Linked DNA regions of Homo sapiens: region 1 is linked to region 2. Evidence: chromatin loops called from intact Hi-C (ENCODE). Cell type or tissue: K562. All regions are shown on one strand. Each heading gives the region's core, and the rest is flanking DNA. Links, peaks and the distances in the headings are about the cores only. Region 1 overlaps ASRGL1 (asparaginase and isoaspartyl peptidase 1). Region 2 has its middle 9.2 kb from the start of SLC22A8.

Region 1 (8,793 bases), core at 2,090-4,589, 640 kb before region 2:
ACCGTCAGAGCATTTTCTAAAGGTTCATGTCTCGTAATTTTAGGTAAAATCCAAGTAGTCAATTTTAAGAACTGGACGATTTTTGTTTTGGGGTAATGATTATCAGTAATTCCCACAAAATCAGTAAGACCAATCTGCCATGCACCAGAATTGATAAAGGCTTGTCTAACTCGTTCCTTGTTTAAAGGAACAACTATTTTGTCTGGGTCATTTCCACACAATTTTATTATTCGTAATTTTGCCTGACCAATTAATGTAACTATTTGATCCAAGTACAATGTAAAAGTCTTAATTGTACTGTGAGGAAGGAATGACCACTCCACAAGATCAGTATTTTGAACATTGATGCCTGCTGGAGAATGTGCAGTAGCAAAAATCAAAAGTTGGAGTGGGGCTAAGGGATCTATTCTATTTATTTGTGCTGGTTGAATTTTTTCTTCCACTAATTTAATTTTTTTTGTTGCCTCTGGAGTGAATATTCTTTTACTATTTAAATCTGGGTCTCCTCTTAAGATAGAGAACAAATTTGACGTGACATAAGTAGGAATGCCTAGAGTTGGCCGAATCCAATTAATATCTCCTAGCAATTTTTGAAAGTCATTTAATGTTTTTAATGTGTCTTTTCTTATTTCTATTTTTTGTAGCTTAATTTTTCTATATTCTATTTGCATCCCTAAGTAATGAAAAGGAGTAGAGGTTTGAATCTTATCAGATGCTATTGCCAGTCCAGCATTGGCAACCTCTGCTTGCAGAAATGTATAACAGTTAATTAATTTGTCTCTCATTTCTGCAGCACATAAAATATCATCAACATAGTGAATGATATAACAGTCTGAAAACTTGTCTCTAACTGGTTGAAGAGCTTGACAAATAGTTGGACTATTAAGCATTCCCTGAGGTAACACTTTCCACTGAAATCTGGTGGCTGGTTCTTTATTATTTATGGCTGGTATAGTAAAGGCAAATTTTTCATAATCCTGCTCCGCCAGAGGGATGGTAAAAAAGCAGTCCTTCAGATCAATTATAATTAAAGGCCAGTCTTTTGGGATCATGGCCAGAGAGGGCAACCCGGGTTGGAGAGGCCCCATGGGTTGAATTACGGCATTTACGGCTCTTAAGTCAGTTAACTTATGCCATCTGCCGGATTTTTTTTGAATTACAAACACAGGAGAATTCCAAGGCGAGAACGAAGGCTCAATATGTCCCTTTTCTAATTGTTCCTTTGCTAATAAATGTAAAGCCTCCAGTTTTTGTTTTGGTAGCGGCCACTGATTTACCCATACCGGTTTTTCTGTTTTCCAAGTTAATGGAATGGGTTTAGGAGGCTCTACAGTGGCCACCCCTAAAAAGGATACCCTATTCCTTTTCTTTCTTGATTTCTCTCAGTCTCAAGTGGAACTTTAATGCCATTTTCATTTTTTCCTAGTCCCTTTCCTGGTATATATCCCATATTAGTCATGATTTTTTGACTCCTGAGGCTGTATAATGGAGCAGGCATAGTGATTTCTGCACCCCATTGTTGTAATAAATCTCAACCCCACAGATGAAGTAATCATTGGTTGAAGTAATCATTGAAGTAATCATTGGTTGAACAGTACTTTCTTGATTATCCGGCCCTAAACAATGTAATAGTACTTTGATACACTTCTGAGGAGTGCCTACGCCGACAAGTCCTGTAACAGCCTTTCATTTAGGCCAATTTTTTGGCCACTGGTTTAAAGCAATGATAGAGACATCTGCTCCAGTGTCTACCAACCCTTCAAACTGTTTTCCTTGAATAATGGCCTTACACACAGGTCTGCTCTCTGAGAACTGACTTGCCCAATATGCAGCCTTTCCTGCCGGATCAGTGCTTCCAAACCCTCCTTTCTATTTATCTCACTGTTTCCAACCTTAATATAAGGCAGGAGTAACAACTGAGCAATCCTGTCTCCTGGACTGGCACTGCAAGGAATTGAGGAGCTAATAACCAATTGAATTTCACCTTTGTAGTCTGAATCAACCACACCAGTATGAATTTGAACTCCCTTTAGATTTAGACTTGATCTTCCTAAGATTAGTCCTACAGTCCCCTCAGGCAGGGGGCCATATACCCCTGTGGGAATTTTTTGTGGGGGCTCCCCTGAAAGCAGAGAGACTGCTTGTATAGTACATAAATCTACTGCTACACTGCCGCTTGTGGCAGGGGACAATTGTTGTATTGTGGTAACTGGCTCATTCCCTGAGGCACTTGTGACAGTGGGGGTTGTTGTCCCTGAAAACCCTGAGGAACAAAGGGCTGAACTGGGAATGCCCCAGTTTGTTGCAGGGCCTGAGGCTGGCCCCTTTGCTGTTTCCTGACAATAGTTGCCCATTTCTATCAAATTTAGAATTTGATAGAATTCTAATAGTGTTTTTCTTTTTTACATCTTGGACATAAGTCGGGTGGCTCTTTATCTGTTGTTGTTGTAGTAGCTTGAATAGTTATATTTTGTTTTTTTGAGGCTGGGCAATTCTTTTTTAGATGACCAATTTGACCACAATTATAACATTTTCCCCCAAATGTTCTAACTTGTCCTCCTAAAGCAACTCCCATTATTGCTTGAGCCATAAGCATAGTTTTATGCATAGCTCCTCCAATTCCATCATAGGCTTTTACGTACTCTGAGATTACATCTGATCCTGTGGGAACCTTCCCTTTTAATGGCTTAGTGGCTGATTGACACTCAGGATTGGCGTTTCCATATGCCATCAACTCCACTATGACCTTACGGGCATTTTCATCGGTAATTGACTTTTGAGCAGCATCTCGGAGCCTTGCCACAAAATCAGGGTAGGGCTTTTTAGAGCCTTGTCTTATTGTATTGAATGAGGGGCAGGTGGTTCCTGGGTCTTGGATTTTTTTCCCAGGCCCTAAGGCAGATAGCTCTAACTTGCTCAATGGCCTCATTTTGCATTATTGCTTGTTGATTAGTAGTGCTCCAATTTTGACCTTTTCCTAATAGTTGATCTGCATCTATGTTAACTGGAGGATTGGCAGCCCTATTACTTCAGACCTGTTCTTGTGCCCCATCAATCCACCAACTCTTAAATTGTAAAAATTGAGACAGTGAGAGTGATGATTTGGCCAAAATCTCCCAATCATAAGGAATGAGTCTATGTCCATGAGCAGTGGAACCTAATAATGTTCTCATATAAGGGGAGTTGGGTCCATACTGTTTTACTCCCTCTTTCATATCTTTTAACATTTTTATAGAAAAGGACTCATATCTGGCCCCAACTAGGGTAGGCGCTCCTTCTTGGGCCCCTTCTCCAGGTGGCATCGGTACTGGGAATTGCCACGCCTCAATATCTCCTTGTTTCCTTGCCTTATCAATAATTTTATGTAATGCACTACCTTGTCCACTAGGTGGTGCTGTAGGATAAAGTCTTATAGTGGGCGGCTGAGGCTATAGCGCCCTGCCCTGTGGTGCTGGAAACACTCCTGGCTGTCCATACTGATTTTCTGGGGGCGGCCGATACTGAAGTTCGGCTGGCGGCCAGTATTGATAGGCTACTGGCGGTTGGGTCTTATTTTCTACCGGCTGATATTGTGGATACTGTATTTGGATTGGCGTTGCCATGACAGAGACTCTCTATTTGATATTCTCTTGGGGTTTGTACTTGTCTAACCTGCATTTGAGGTTGTAATGTTACAGGCATCTGAACCGCTGGAAGAGGAGTTGGCCATCATGGTTTAGACTCTGATGGCCCCGCTAATTCTGGACCTTTTTCTTCTAATTCTAATGCTTCAGGATATATTACCTCCTGTAATTGATTGTAGTCAACATTTTGCATTGACCGAGCCATTACAGACTCTGCTACATATTTACAATGTGAACTTTTGAACTTTCCATTCCTTTCTGGGATTCTATCCCTGCCTATTCTTCACAATCTATTACACAGCTTTCAGGGGCATCAGCAACTGAAACGCTATCTTCTCCTGTTTGAAACAGTTCTAAATTAGCTGCTTTAATAATGGCCCAATCATTCCATACGGTAAGTGGGATGATTTTACCCTTCCTACTTGCTTGTTTTAATTCTTTGCCAATTTTTTCCCAATCTTTTAGATCTAAAGTTCCCTGTTCTAGAAACCATGGGCAGAATTGTTCTACTGTTTGAAATAGCGTGATTAGATTTTTTTGTAGAGACTCTAACTCCCCCCTTTTTAAAAGAATTTTAATAAAGCTGAGATAAGAGGCATATTTACTTTCAGTTTGCCCCATTGTTACCCTAGGTTCTTCCGAGGGCACAAGCTTACCACAAGACTGACTGTAGACGTACTCGGGAATCTCTCATCAACTTGTTCTCAATGACCACGCTCTAGCTCACCTTCACCCTAGAGAAAAGCACCCACGTTGGGCACCAGATGAAGGGGTGGCCAGCCCCTCTACACCTGTGGGCGTTTCTCATCAGGTGGGACGAGAGACTGAGAAAAGAAATAAGAGGCTGGGTGCGGTGGGTCACGCCTGTAATCCCCGCACTTTGGGAGGCCGAGGCCGGTGGATCACGAGGTCAGGAGATCGAGACCATCCTGGCTAACAGGGTGAAACCCCATCTCTACTAAAAATACAAAAAATTAGCCGGGCCCAGTGGCGGGTGCCTGTAGTCCCAGCTACTCAGGAGGCTGAGGCAGGAGAGACAGAGACAACGTATAGAGAAAAAAAAGTGGGCCCAGGGGACCGGTGCTCAGCATACGGAGGACCCCCACCGGCAACAGTCTCTGAGTTCCCTCAGTATTTACTGATCATTATCTCTACCATCTGGAGAGGGGGATGTGGCAGGACAATAAGTTAATAGAGAGGAGAGGGTCAGCAGGAAAACATGTGAACAAATGTCTCTGTGTCATAAATAAGGAAAGGTGCTATGCCTTGATGTGCATGTATACAAACATTAAAGAGCAGTATTGTCGCTAGCACCTCTCACCTCCAGCCCTAAGGCTGTTTTCTCCTATCTCAGTAAATAGAACATACAATCGGGTTTTAAACCCAGACATTCTATTGCCCAGGGACAAGCAGGAGACAGATGCCTTCCTCTTATCACAACTGCAAAGAGGCCTTCCTCTTTTACTAATGCTCCTCAGCACAGACCCTTTACGGGTGGGGTGTCGGGCTGGGGGACAGTGTCGGGCTGGGGGACGGTCAGGTCTTTCCCTTCCCACAAGGCCATATCTCAGGCTATCACATGGGGAGAAACCTTGGACAATACCTGGCTTTCCTAGGCAGAGGTCCCTGCAGCCTTCCGCAGTGTATTGTGTCCCTGGGTACTTGAAATTAGAGAATGGTAATGACTTTTAACAAGCATACTGCCTTCAAGCACTTTTTTAACAAAGCACAGCCTGCATAGCCCTAAATCCATTAAACCTTGAGTCAACACAGCACGTCTCTGCGACACAGGGTTGGGGTAGGGTTACAGATTAACAGCATCTCAAGGCAGAAGAATTTTTCTTAGTACAGAACAAAATAGAGTCTCTTATGTCTACTTCTTTCTACATAGACACAGTAACAGCCTGATCTCTTTCGTTTCCCCACAAATCCATATAGTATTTGAGTGTGATAATGTAAAAATCAGTATTCATTTCTAAATCTAAGTACTGCTTTGAGAATTTTGTTGGTAATTCCAGTTGCTGCTGCTTCAGCAGAAGGAAGCTTCTCCAAATTAAAATAAATTAAAAACTTGCTAAAAACTATGTTGACTCAAGAAAGCTTGTCTTTTGCCATTTTGTCAATAGAAGTCACGTTAAGTATAAGAACATCATCAGGGGCCGGGCGCGGTGGCTCACGCATGTAATCCCAGCACTTTGGGAGGCCGAGGCGGGCGGATCACGAGGTCAGGAGATCGAGACCATCCCGGCTAAAACGGTGAAACCCCGTCTCTACTAACAATACAAAAAATTAGCCGGGCGTAGTGGCGGGCGCCTGTAGTCCCAGCTACTCGGGAGGCTGAGGCAGGAGAATGGCGTGAACCCAGGAGGCGGAGCTTGCAGTGAGCCGAGATCCCGCCACTGCACTCCAGCCTGGGCGACAGAGCGAGACTCCTACTCAAAAAAAAAAAAAAAAAAAAAAAAAAGAACATCATCAGGCCAGGCTTGGTGGCTCACGCCTGTAATCCCAGCACTTTGGGAGGCCAAGGTGGGTGGACTGCCTGAGCTCAGGAGTTCATGACCAGCCTGGGCAACATGGTGAAACCCCATCTCTACTAAAAAATACAAAAAATTAGCCAGGCTTGGCAGTGTGCACCTGTAGTCCCAGCTTCTCAGGAGGCTGAGGCAGGAGAACTGCTAGAACCCAGTTGCAGTGAGCCGAAATCACACCACTGCACTCCAGCCTGGGCGACAGGGCAAGAGTTGGTCTCAAAAAAAAAAAAAAAATCAGTACTCCCTGGAATGAAGCCAAGAAAAAATATTTTAATGGAATAAATACATAACTTATTAAATGCATCTGTGTGTGTGCATGTGTGTGTGTGCACGTGTGTGCGTGTGTGTGTGTGTGTGTTTGCCATTCATCTGCCATCACCAGCCGATTAACAAATGACCCTGGTATGCACAATAATAACTAAGTTAAGTCATCATTGGTAGTTTGTCAGCTTGCAGTGAGCCAAGATCACACCCCTGCACTCCAGCCTGGGCAACAGTGCAAGACTCCGTCTCAAAAACAAAAAAAAGTCCGGGCGCAGTGGCTCACACCTTTAATCCCAGCACTTTGGGAGGCCAAGGCAGGCAGATCATGAGGTCAGGAGTTCAAGACCAGCCTGGCCAAGATGGTGAAACTTCATCTCTACTAAGAATACAGAAAAATTAGCTGGGTGTGGTGGTACACGCCTGTAATCTCAGCTGTTTGGGAGGCTGAAGCAGAGAATTCCTTAAACCCGGGAGGCAGAGGCTGCTGTGAGCTGAGATGGCGCCACTGCATTTCAGCTTGGGCAAAAGAGCAAGACTCCATCTCAAAAAAATTTAAAAAGTAGATTTTAGGTACTCTTACCACAAAAAAATAAAGAAAGGTAATTGTGAGATGATAGGTATGTTATTCTAGTTGACTGTAATCATAATTTCACTATGTATATCAAAACATTCATGGCTGGGTGTGGTGGCTTATGCCTGTAATCCTAGAACTTTGGGAGGCCAAGACAGGCAGACTGCCCGAGCTCAGGAGTTGAAGACCACCCTGGGGCCAACATGGTGAAACCCCGTCTCTACTGAAAGACAAAAAATTAGCCGGGAGTGGTGGTGCATGCCCATAATCCCAGCTACTCAGGAGGCTGAGGCAGGAGAATCACTTGAACCTGGGAGATGGAAGTTGCAGTGAGCCGAGATCACACGACTGCACTCCAGCCTGCGCCACAGAGCAAGACTGTCTCAAAAAAAAAAAAAAAGTTCACCTTATATACAGTGAAACATATATACAAGAAAAATACCGATTTTTCAAGATACATTTACCACAGTAACAGGATAGAACATACTTATAACTTCCCAATATTAAATATATGGTATGTGGGCCTCCAGTTGTATTTGTATTGTTGCCATGGCCCCTTGCAAATGTTAGAGGTGGGCCTGCCACCAGCAGGGACTGGGAGAACCCTCCTTCCTTATCTAACAGGTAAAGGGTAACACTGTTACTTTAATTTGCTCTTCCCTTTCCCTGACAGTGAGTTTGAGCATTTTACATTTGTTTATGGGTTTTTCCTTTTTACAAATTTGCCTAGTTTTGTCCTACACTCATTTTTTCCTTTGAATTATTTTTTCCCTTTCTTATCAGTCTCATTGTTTTTTCTTTTACATTTTTAACGTTCTTTATAGATAGATGGGATTTCTCTATGTTGCTCAGGCTGGCCTTGAGCTCCTGGGCTCAAGTGATCCTCCTACCTCTTCCTCTTGAGTAGCAGGAACTACAGGCACAAGCCACTGTACCTGGCTCTTATGAGCCTTAAGGTTATGTTCTGCTGTAAATAAAATTTTAAAAAATCCCAAATCTGCTGTTTTTATTTTGCTTTTGCTATGGTATTTTTGCCACATAAAAGATTTTAGGGCCAGGCGTGGTGCCTCACGCCTGTAATCCCAGCAGCTTGGGTGGCTGAGGCGGGTGGATCACTTGAGCCCAGGAGTTTGAGACCAGCCTGACCAACATGGTGAAACCCCGTCTCTACTAAAAATACAAAATTAGTCGGGCATGGTGGTGCATGCCTGTAATCCCAGCTACTTGGGAGTCTGAGGCAGGAGAATCACTTGTACCCAGTAGGTGGAGATTGCAGTGAGCCAAGATCACGCCATTGCACTCCAGCATGGGCAACAAGAGCAAAACTCCATCTCAAAAATGAAATAAAATAGGCCGGGTGCAGTGGCTTACGCCTGTAATTCCTGCACTTTGGGAGGCTGAGGTGGGTGGATCACAAGGTCAGGAGTTCGAGACCAGCCTGGCCAACATAGTGAAACCCCATCTCTACTAAAAATACAAAAATTAGCTGGGCATGGTGACACACGCCTGTAGTCCCAGGTACTCGGGAGGCTTAGGCAGGAGAATAGCTTGAACCCATGAGGCAGAGGTTGCAGTGAGCCAATATCACGCCACTGCCCTCCAACCTGGGCAACAGAGTGAGACTCCATCTCAAAAATAAATAAAAGTAAAATAAAAAAAGATTTTAAATTTTTTCTGGCAGGTGGATTACTTGAGGTCAGGAGTTTGAGACTGTAACCAGTTTAGGGTTACAGTAGCTCCCCTTATCTGCGGTTTCACTTTCTGTGCTTTCAGTTACCCACACTCAACTGCGGTCTGATGTTTT
Region 2 (8,793 bases), core at 2,145-4,644:
CCCTGGGCCCTTGGAGGCAGCCCTGGCCCAACTAATTCTGGTCAAGCCCATCATGTTGCCAGGCAGCCTGGGTCTCAGCTGCCACCCTAAGTGGCACAGTGCAGGGACACAGGACGCTCTGAGGGCTGTGCTCCAGCTGCCAGGGCAAGGCTAGGAAATGTCCTCATGGGCAGCTCTGAAGGCACGGTCGGGAGAGTCGCCCCCTTCTGGTGTGCACCGGAACGGCACCTGTTTCCTCAGGAGGGTGTGGCTGCATTTTGGAGCCCTCGCGCCACCTGGCAAAGAACCCAGCGCAGGGAACGGATTATGTGGATCCCGGAGCTTCCTCACACCAGACACCTGCCTAAGAACTGGAGGGCGGGACCCCAGGCTGACGCTCCTTAGCAGCAGGCGGAGGGGACACATGCCACTGTCCCCATGTCCCAGCACGGCTTTCTGTTCATCCGATGTCTTAAGCCAGGGTTGGCCAACTCAACTCACGGGGCCAGGTGATGTGGCCAAGTGAGGTGGGCCAAGTGCCAGCGAAAGGGAGCGCGGGGCCACGGGGAGTTGCAGAGCGCATGTCCAGTCTGAAGGGGGCAGCGGCCCGCTCAGCACCAGCTGGTGTTGCCATGGGGATATGCAGGCTTCAGTTGCCAGATCTTCAGATATTTTAAAAATAGCTTGAAATCTGGACTTTTGTGTGAAATTTTCCAATTGTGTAGGCGACCCCTCCTCCCACCTTCTGGAATCCCTTTGTCTTTTCTGCTTGAACCCCCTAAAGGGGTCAACTCCCTCAAGTGATTCCTTGCAGACGAAGGTAGGATCTCCTCTGATTCGTCCTCACAGTTCCTCCTTGCTGGCCTTCAGGAGTTTATTCACCGAGCAAACATCCAGCACCTGCTCTGGGCTAGGCCTTGTGCAGAAATGGATTTTGAAGATGGGAGGAAATGGAGAAGACTCAGAGCATTGCTTTGGAGAATGAAGGAAGAATGGAGGGGACAGGTGTCAGGCTCCCTGGGACACCTTACCACCACTTCCCAATTGGGATCTCCTATCTGAGCTGTGAGGTCTCCTCCCTGTTATGCCATCCATGCTTTGGGTGGAGAGCCTCGTTCCCACTCAGCATCTCTTTTCTCATTGTTTCCAAGGCTGGGTCTTTCTTGGCTCCTCAAATCACACCTCCTCCGAGAGGCTTTCCTGGACCATGCTAGCTAGAGCAGCTTTCTCTATACCAACCGTACACTCTTTATAGCACTCATCACTGTCTGAAATGATACACTTGCTTATTATCTATCTGCCTTCTCCCCACTCAACTATAAGGCCACAAAGGCAGGGCCTTCCTGAAGGATGTATTGGCTGCTCTCTGAACCCTTGGCAGGAGTTTGTGAGTTTATATTCCCCAGATGCTCTTCAGGCACAAAAAGCTAGACTAGAGGTTTTCAACAATGTCCAAAGGGTCTTTAAAACTCTGGAGTCACCGCCATCATCGGTAGTCCTTTTATCTCCACTGGTGTGTCCATGGCAGGGCCCTGCTTTCTGCTGTCCTTTGGGGCCCTGGAAATCCCAGATCTGTTTTCAGGAAACATTCTTAGCAGAGGTAGTGCTCTGTCCCAGACCACACTTGCTGGGCCTGTTTTCTCGCCTGCAAAAATGGGCAGAATGATAACTGTTGCAAGCTCATAGGGGTGTGAGGAGGGGAGTGCACGTCGTCCTGTGAGGTGGTAACCCCAAATTCTGTCATGAAGCATGGTGTCCCCTGGGTCCTGGCTGGGAGCTCGGAGCCCATTTTATACCTACCCCCAAGTAGTGCATGTATTCTGCCTGCCTTATTTCCTGCCCACAGCCCTTGCACAGGCCTGCTCTGCAGTTGGTCTCCCTCAGCATGGCAGAAGAGCTTAATGATAAAGATGGGCTGAGCTTCCAGGAGCAGACGGCATGGGACAGAAGTCACAGATGCAAGGGAAGATACTCAGAGCCTGTGAAATCCCCTCAACTGCTCCCCTCCCCCACCAACCTTGTCCTTGGACTTGCATGTCCCTCCTCGGGAGGGGGATTGGCAGATGAAACTTTATCATGATGAAGGCAAGGGCCAGTCACAGCTGAGCTCCTGCATGTAGAGGACTCGGCAGCAGGGACCAGTCTGATGATAAAAATGACAGCAACCGTATACATAGCTGCTTGTCAGGGGAGGGAACCTGGTGCTGGGGGTGAGGGCAGGAGTTCACTGTTGCGTGCATTCGTATCTGCCAACCCAACAGTGTTCAGAATCATAGATGGCTGTTTATCTTGGGCAGGGGGGCACTGGTGGCCCACCCCAGAGCTCTGATCTCATCTTAGCTTCATCAGTGCTGTTGATGAAATTCAGAGAAGTAAAGTTTATCAGGTTTTCAGAGAACCCAAAGCTGGGATACAAGGTGTCTAAGTAGGAGAACAGAATCAAGATCCAAAGCAGTTGGAAGGTTGAATACTGGGCCTGCTTCCTTCTGGCAATGTAATTTCAGACAAGTCTCATAAAGTTTTTGAGCCCTGGTTTTCCCATCTGCAAAATGGGGACAATGCCACCGACACTGCAGTGCTGTAAGGGTTAAGAAGACAGCCTACATAGAGCACCCAGCAGAGGCTGTATGCCTGGCACACAGTAGCCCCTCACTCACTAGTGGCTACGGCTGTGATGAATACCAATGTGAGCTCCTTAGGCCAGGAGCCTTGTCTTTCGTTCCTGTATTCCTGGTGCCTGGTATGGCGTGGGCACTGAACAAATGTTTGTCAGATGAATGAACAAGATGAATTTGACAGGGATAAATGTCAGTTCCTGGACTCGCATCCAAAGACCCAGCTGCACAAGGATGCAGTGGGGGAGAAATGGCTTAGCAACAGCACATGTGAGAAAAGCCGAGGGATTGAAACTGACAGAAATTCAGTCAACATGAGGTGGCTGCCAAAACCAGCCAGGGCAAACTTGGGTAGCATTATTAGAGGCTGGGTGCTCAGAAGAGGGAGGCCACGGTGGTCAGACCAGCCTCAAGAGCCACAGACCCTTGTACGTTTCGCCTGTAGGGAGGCTGGCCAACCAGATGAGGTGGGGAAGAGTCCTAAAGACCACATATCATGAGATGCGGCTGAAGAAACCAGGGCGCTGAGCTTGGAGAAGAGAATCACAAGGCACGTGGTGGCATTCAGATCTTGCCTCTTCCACTTGCTCTGGACAATCAACAGCTCCAAGTCCCAGTTTCCTCATCCGTAAAATGTGCAAGCCACAGGTTGGAGGTCACGCCGCTGCTGGAGAAGGGCAGAAATGGGAACCCGAGCCTTACTGGACCGGCCCCCCTCCGCCTCCCTCCTGAGCTCTTCAGCACGGAGGTTGTTCACGCTGAGGACAGCTGTCAGGGAAACTGTGGGTGGCCAGAGGCCTCTGTTTCCATTTTAGGGGTTGGACCAGGATCACAGGGGCAGCTCCTTCCAGCCCTAACCCTTCCTTCTCCTTTCTTCCACTTGTGGCCGATTCTATAGTCTGGGTGCTTTCCTGGCGGCCAGCTTCCCTCTATTTGCATGGTTTCTGCGTGTAAGATTTTGTGTGCAAAAGGCTGCATCTGTTCCTCTTCTTCCCAGAAACCGCCCGGTGCCTGCAGTGCGCCCGCCTGGTGTTCCCTCTGCTCCCTCTGGTGGCTATAGCGGGTACTGCACAGGGCTCAACAGAGCCAACCAGAATAGCGTTGGAATCAGACATCTTGGTAAAAGTCCCGGCCCTCCATCAACAGATGAATGGATAAGCATAATGTGGTATAACATACAATGGAATATTATTCAGTCTTAAAATGGAAGGAAACGATGACAACTGGATGAGTCTCAAAAACATTAAGTGAAAATAAGTTGGCACAGAAGGACAAATATTTTATGATTCCATTTATAGGAGGTATATAGAACAGGTAGATTCAGAGACACAAAGTAGAACAGAAGTTACCAGGGGCTCACAGAGGGGGAAAAGGGGAGTTATGGTTTAATGGGTACTGAGTTTCTATTCGAGATAATGAAAAATTTCTGGAAATGGATAATAGTCATGGTCACACAACATCGTGAATATACTTAATGCCACTTATTGTACCCTTAAAAATTGTTAAAATGGTAAATTTTGTGTTGTATATATTTCATTACAATAAAAAGTAATACAATATTCATAACACAAAATTTACCATTTTAAGCATCTTGCTACCTAAGGGCTGCATGAGCTTCATCAAGTCACTTAGCTTCTCTGGGCCTCTGCTTCCTCATCTGTAAAGTGGGGAGAGCAATACTGCTTACCTCACTGCTACCACCCTGGTCCAAGCCACCATACTTTCTCACCTGGAGGATTGCAAACTGCCTCCTTGATGGTCTCCTGGCTTCACTTTGGCCCTTCCCAACAAGTCTTTTTCTACTAAGCAGCCATAACATCTAGAAAACTAGGTTAGATCAGTCACGCTCCTGCTTAAAATTCTCCCCACACTCCTCTTTTTGACCAACAGGATCTGGTCTGTGATCACCTCTCCTGCCTCAGTACTTTCTGCCACCTCTCCCTCACCAAGATATTACTCCATGCTCCTTTTGCCTCCAGGCCTTTGGCCTCATTGGTTACCCTGACTTGAATGCTGTTCTCCTGATTGTCTTACATTGCCAGGTCATCCTTGTCATCAAGGTCTCATCTCAAATGTCACCTTCTTTTTCTGGGGATTTCATTTCTTACCAGCCACTCCAATGTTGCCTTACCTTCTAGCCATACTCTTATCACCTCTGTCTTGTTTGATTTTCTTCATAGCACCTGTCATGATCTGAAATTGTCTTATCTCTGTGAAACTGGGTCATTTTATGGGCTGGATTTTGTAGAGTGCAAAGTAGGGTATAGTTTTTATTTTTCTTCTGCCTCCATCCTTGCACTTGCTCTGTTGCTTCTCTCTCCCCACATTGTCTTTGTCCATTTTCTGTTGCCTATAACAGAATACCACAGACTGGGTAATTTAAAAAAAATAAAAAAAGAGATTCATTTGGCTCATGGTTCTGGAGGGTGGGAAGTCCAAGAGCATGGTACTGCATCTAGTGATGGCCTTAGTGCTGCATCATAACATAGTGGCAGGCATCACATGGTGAGAGAGGGTGAGAGAGTGTGAGACACAGACAGAACTGGGGGTTGAACTTATCCTTTTACCAGGAGCCTGCTTCCGGGATAACTAACCCACTCCTCTGATAACAGCATTAACCCACTGATGAGGGCAGAGCCCTCATGACCTAATCATATCTTCAAGTTCCCACCTGTTTTTTTTTTTTTTTTTTCCAGACGGAGTTTCACTGTCATCTCCCAGGCTGGAGTGCAGTGGCACGATCTTGGCTCACTGCAACCTCCACCTCCCAGGTTCAAGCGATTCTCCTGCCTCAGCCTCTCAAGTAGCTGGGATTACAGGCGCATGCCACCAGACTCAGCTAATTGTTGTATTTTTAGTAGAGATGGGGTTTCACCATGTTGGCCAGGCTTGTCTTGAACTCCTGACCTCAGGTGATCCACCCGCCTTGGCCTCCCAAAGTGCAGGGATTACAGGTGTGAGCCACTGTGCCGGGCCCCCAGCTATTAATACCATCACAATAGCAATTAAATTTCAACATGAGTTTTGGAGGGGACATTCAAACCATAGCACCCCTCCTTGAAAATGTTTCAGCTAAGTATAGTTTACCCATTTTTTTCAGGTATTAGATCAATTTCAATTTTAGACATTAAAAGTCTGATTCTTTTAGGAGATGTACATTGAAGGATTTAAGAATGAAGAGTCATGGTGTCTGAAGCTTGCTTTCAAGTGATTTAGCAAGACCATGTATACACACATACACACAATGTTAACAAGTTTTGAATCTAGGTGGTGAATATATAGGTATTTATTATACTATTCTTTCAACTTTTCTATATGTTTGAAAATTCTTATAAAATGTTGGGCAAAAAGGAAACTGCTTTTGTCAGGTTAAGAAAATAAACCCAGTCCTATATAAATAAAAATATTTATCTTCCATCCAATATAAAGCTTCTCCTATTCAAGCTGACCAGGCCTGGCTTTCCGCAGTGGGGAAGGTTGGGGGGATGGGCAGCGGGTGTATGGCCAATGTCCTCACTCTCTCGGATTCACCTCCCCTCCCACTCCTAGCAGCTGCTTCAGCTCCTTCAGGGTCTGGGAAGGGAGGAGGGAGGAAAGGAAGAGGAGAGGGCTCCTCAGTTGTGCTCTTGTCATCCATGTGGGGTGTACTGCTGGGCTTCCCCCTCCAGGAACTCTGCCCATACCATTGTTTTTTTTGTTTTGAGATGGAGTCTCACTCTGTCACCCAGGCTGGAGTGCAGTGGTGCAGTTTTGGCTCACTGCAACTTCTGCCTTCTGGGTTCAAGCAATTCTCCTGCCTAGGCCTCCCTAGAAGCTGGGATTATGGGTGTGCACCACCACACGTGGCTAATTTTTGCAATTTAGTAGAGATGGGGTTTCACCATGTTGGCCAGGCTGGTCTTGAACTCCCGACCTCAGGTGATCTGCCCACCTCAGACTTCCAAAGTGCTGGGATTACAGGCGTGAGCCACCGTGCCCGGCCCCCACACCATTCTTGATGTGAGTGATGCCCAGCTGATCTCTCACACTCTGCCCAGTACTACCAAAAAAGCCTCTTTCTGCTGGGGTTGCCTTCTGCTCGCAGGTAGCCTCTTGGGTGAGGTCCCATTGAGGGGACAGTGTATTAGTCTGTTCTCATGCTGACAATACAGATACCCAAGACTGAGTACTTTATAAAGGAAAGGAGGTTTAATGGACTCGCAGTTCCACATGGCTGGGGAGGCCTCACAATCATGGTGGAAGATGAAGGAGAAACAAAGTCACATCTTACGTGGTGGCAGGCAAGAGAGGGTGTGTGCAGGGGAACTCCCCTTTATAAAACCATCAGATCTTGTGAGACTTATTCACTATCATGAAATCACTATCATGGGAAATGCCCACCCCCATGATTCAGTTACCCCCTACTGGGTCTCTCCCATGACACGTGGGAATTATGGGAGCTACAATTCAAGATTTGGGTGGGGATAGAGCAAAACCGTATCATTCCACTCCTGGCCCCTCCCAAATTTCATGTCCTCACATTTCAAAACCAATCATCCCTTCCCAACAGTCCCCCAAAGTCTTAACTCATTCCAACATTAACTCAAAAGTCCATAGTCCAAAGTCTCATCTGAGACAAGGCAAGTCCCTTCTGCCTATGAGCCTGTAAAATCAAAAGCAAGTTAGTTATTTCCTAGATAACAGTGGGGGTACCGGAATTGGGTATATACACCCATTCCAAATGGGGGGAACTGGCCAGAACAAAGGGGCTACAGGCCCCATGCAAGACCAAAATCCAGCGGGGAAGTCAAATCTTAAAGCTCCAAAATGATGTCCTTTGATTTCATGTCTCACATTCAGGCCACACTGATGTGAGAGGTGGGTTCCCATGGCCTTGGGTAGCTCTGCCCTTGTGGCTGGGAAAAAAACAGGAGCGATCACGTAACATTCCTGAACACCAAGGTATAGTACGGTGGACATTCCTGAGCCCTGCTTGGTCCCTGATGAAGGGATAGGGTTAGTGTTAGGGTTAGGGTTAGGATTAGGGTTAGGGTTAGGGTTACAACGGGCTGGGAGGGGGGCAGGGGTTGGCAGGGCTGCAACTTCTTTTATAGGTTTTCTTGGGCAGAATCAGTTCTGGTTTTCTGCTAGCTTCTGGTGGCTCTGGGCTTTCCTTGACCTCTGGACGCACTCTCTGCGCTCTCCGATCTCTGCCTCTGTGGTCACACTGTCTACTCTGCTGTGGGTGGAATCTCCCACTGCCTCACGGTCATAGGACATTTTTCCACTGGACTTAGAGCCCTCTCAGGTAACCAGGATGAGCTCCTCCCTTCAAAACCCTTAACGTTTTTTACAAAATTAATTAATTAATTTTATTTTTAAAACTTTTATTTCCGTAGGTTTTTGGGGAACAGGTGGTATTTCATGACATGAATAAGTTCTGTAGTGGTGATTTGGGAGATTTTGGTGCACTCATCATCCGAGCAGTGTATACTGACCTCTATTTATGGTCTTTTATCCCTCACCTCCTTCCCACTTTTTCCATCTGAGTCCCCAAAGTCCATTGTGTCATTCTTATGCCTTTGCATTCTCATAGCTTAGCTCCCACTTATGAGTGAGAACATGTGATTTTGGTTTTCCATTCCAGAGTTCCTTCACTTAGAATAATAGTCTCCAGTTCCATCCTGGTTGCTGTGAATGCCATTAATTCATTCCTTTTTATGGCTGAGTAGTATTCCATTGTATATATGTACCACAGTTTCTTTATCCACTCGTTGATTGATGGGCATTTAGGTTGGTTCCACACTTTTGCAATTGTGAATTGTGCTGCTGTGAACATGGGTGTGCAGGTATCTTTTTTGTGTAACGACTTCTTTTCCTCTGGGTACCCAGTAGTGGGATTGCTGGATCAAATGGTAGTTCTACTTTTAGTTCTTTAAGGAATTTCCACACTGTTTTCCATAGCGGCTGTACTAGTTTGTATTCCCACCAGCAGTGGAGAAGTGTTGCCTGTTCACTGCATCCACACCAACATCTATTATTTTTTGATTTTTTTGATTATGACCATTCTTGCAGGAGTAAGATGGTATCGCTTTGTGGTTTTGATTTGCAGTTCCCTGATGATTACTGATGTTGAGGATTTTTTCATATATTTCAAAACCCTTAACTTAATCACATCTTTTATCATTTGCAGTTATATTCCCAGGTGTTGGAGTTTAGG

The links. Peaks named below come from ENCODE experiments on the same cell type or tissue, not always from the same donor. Only the 100,000 strongest peaks of a DNase experiment are listed, where the experiment ranks them.
Region 1: it touches region 2 in a loop (10-fold over the local background); 4 of 110 quality-filtered maps call a loop at or near these places.

What each region holds. Positions count from the first base shown.
Region 1 is chr11:62,377,542-62,386,334 of GRCh38, forward strand. The region is part of intron 4 of ASRGL1 (asparaginase and isoaspartyl peptidase 1); the gene reads left to right. Among named protein-coding and RNA genes, the nearest start is that of SCGB1A1, 37 kb to the right of the region's middle. RefSeq lists enhancers at 4,604-5,169, 5,170-5,735. In K562, for the core only: a CTCF peak has its summit at 3,388 (motif pointing right); a DNase peak (open chromatin) is centred at 3,420.
Region 2 is chr11:63,020,615-63,029,407 of GRCh38, forward strand. No RefSeq gene overlaps it. Among named protein-coding and RNA genes, the nearest start is that of SLC22A8, 9.2 kb to the left of the region's middle. RefSeq lists an enhancer at 1-248 and a silencer at 14-200. In K562, for the core only: a CTCF peak has its summit at 3,645 (motif pointing left); a DNase peak (open chromatin) is centred at 3,627; H3K27me3 peaks cover 1,190 bases.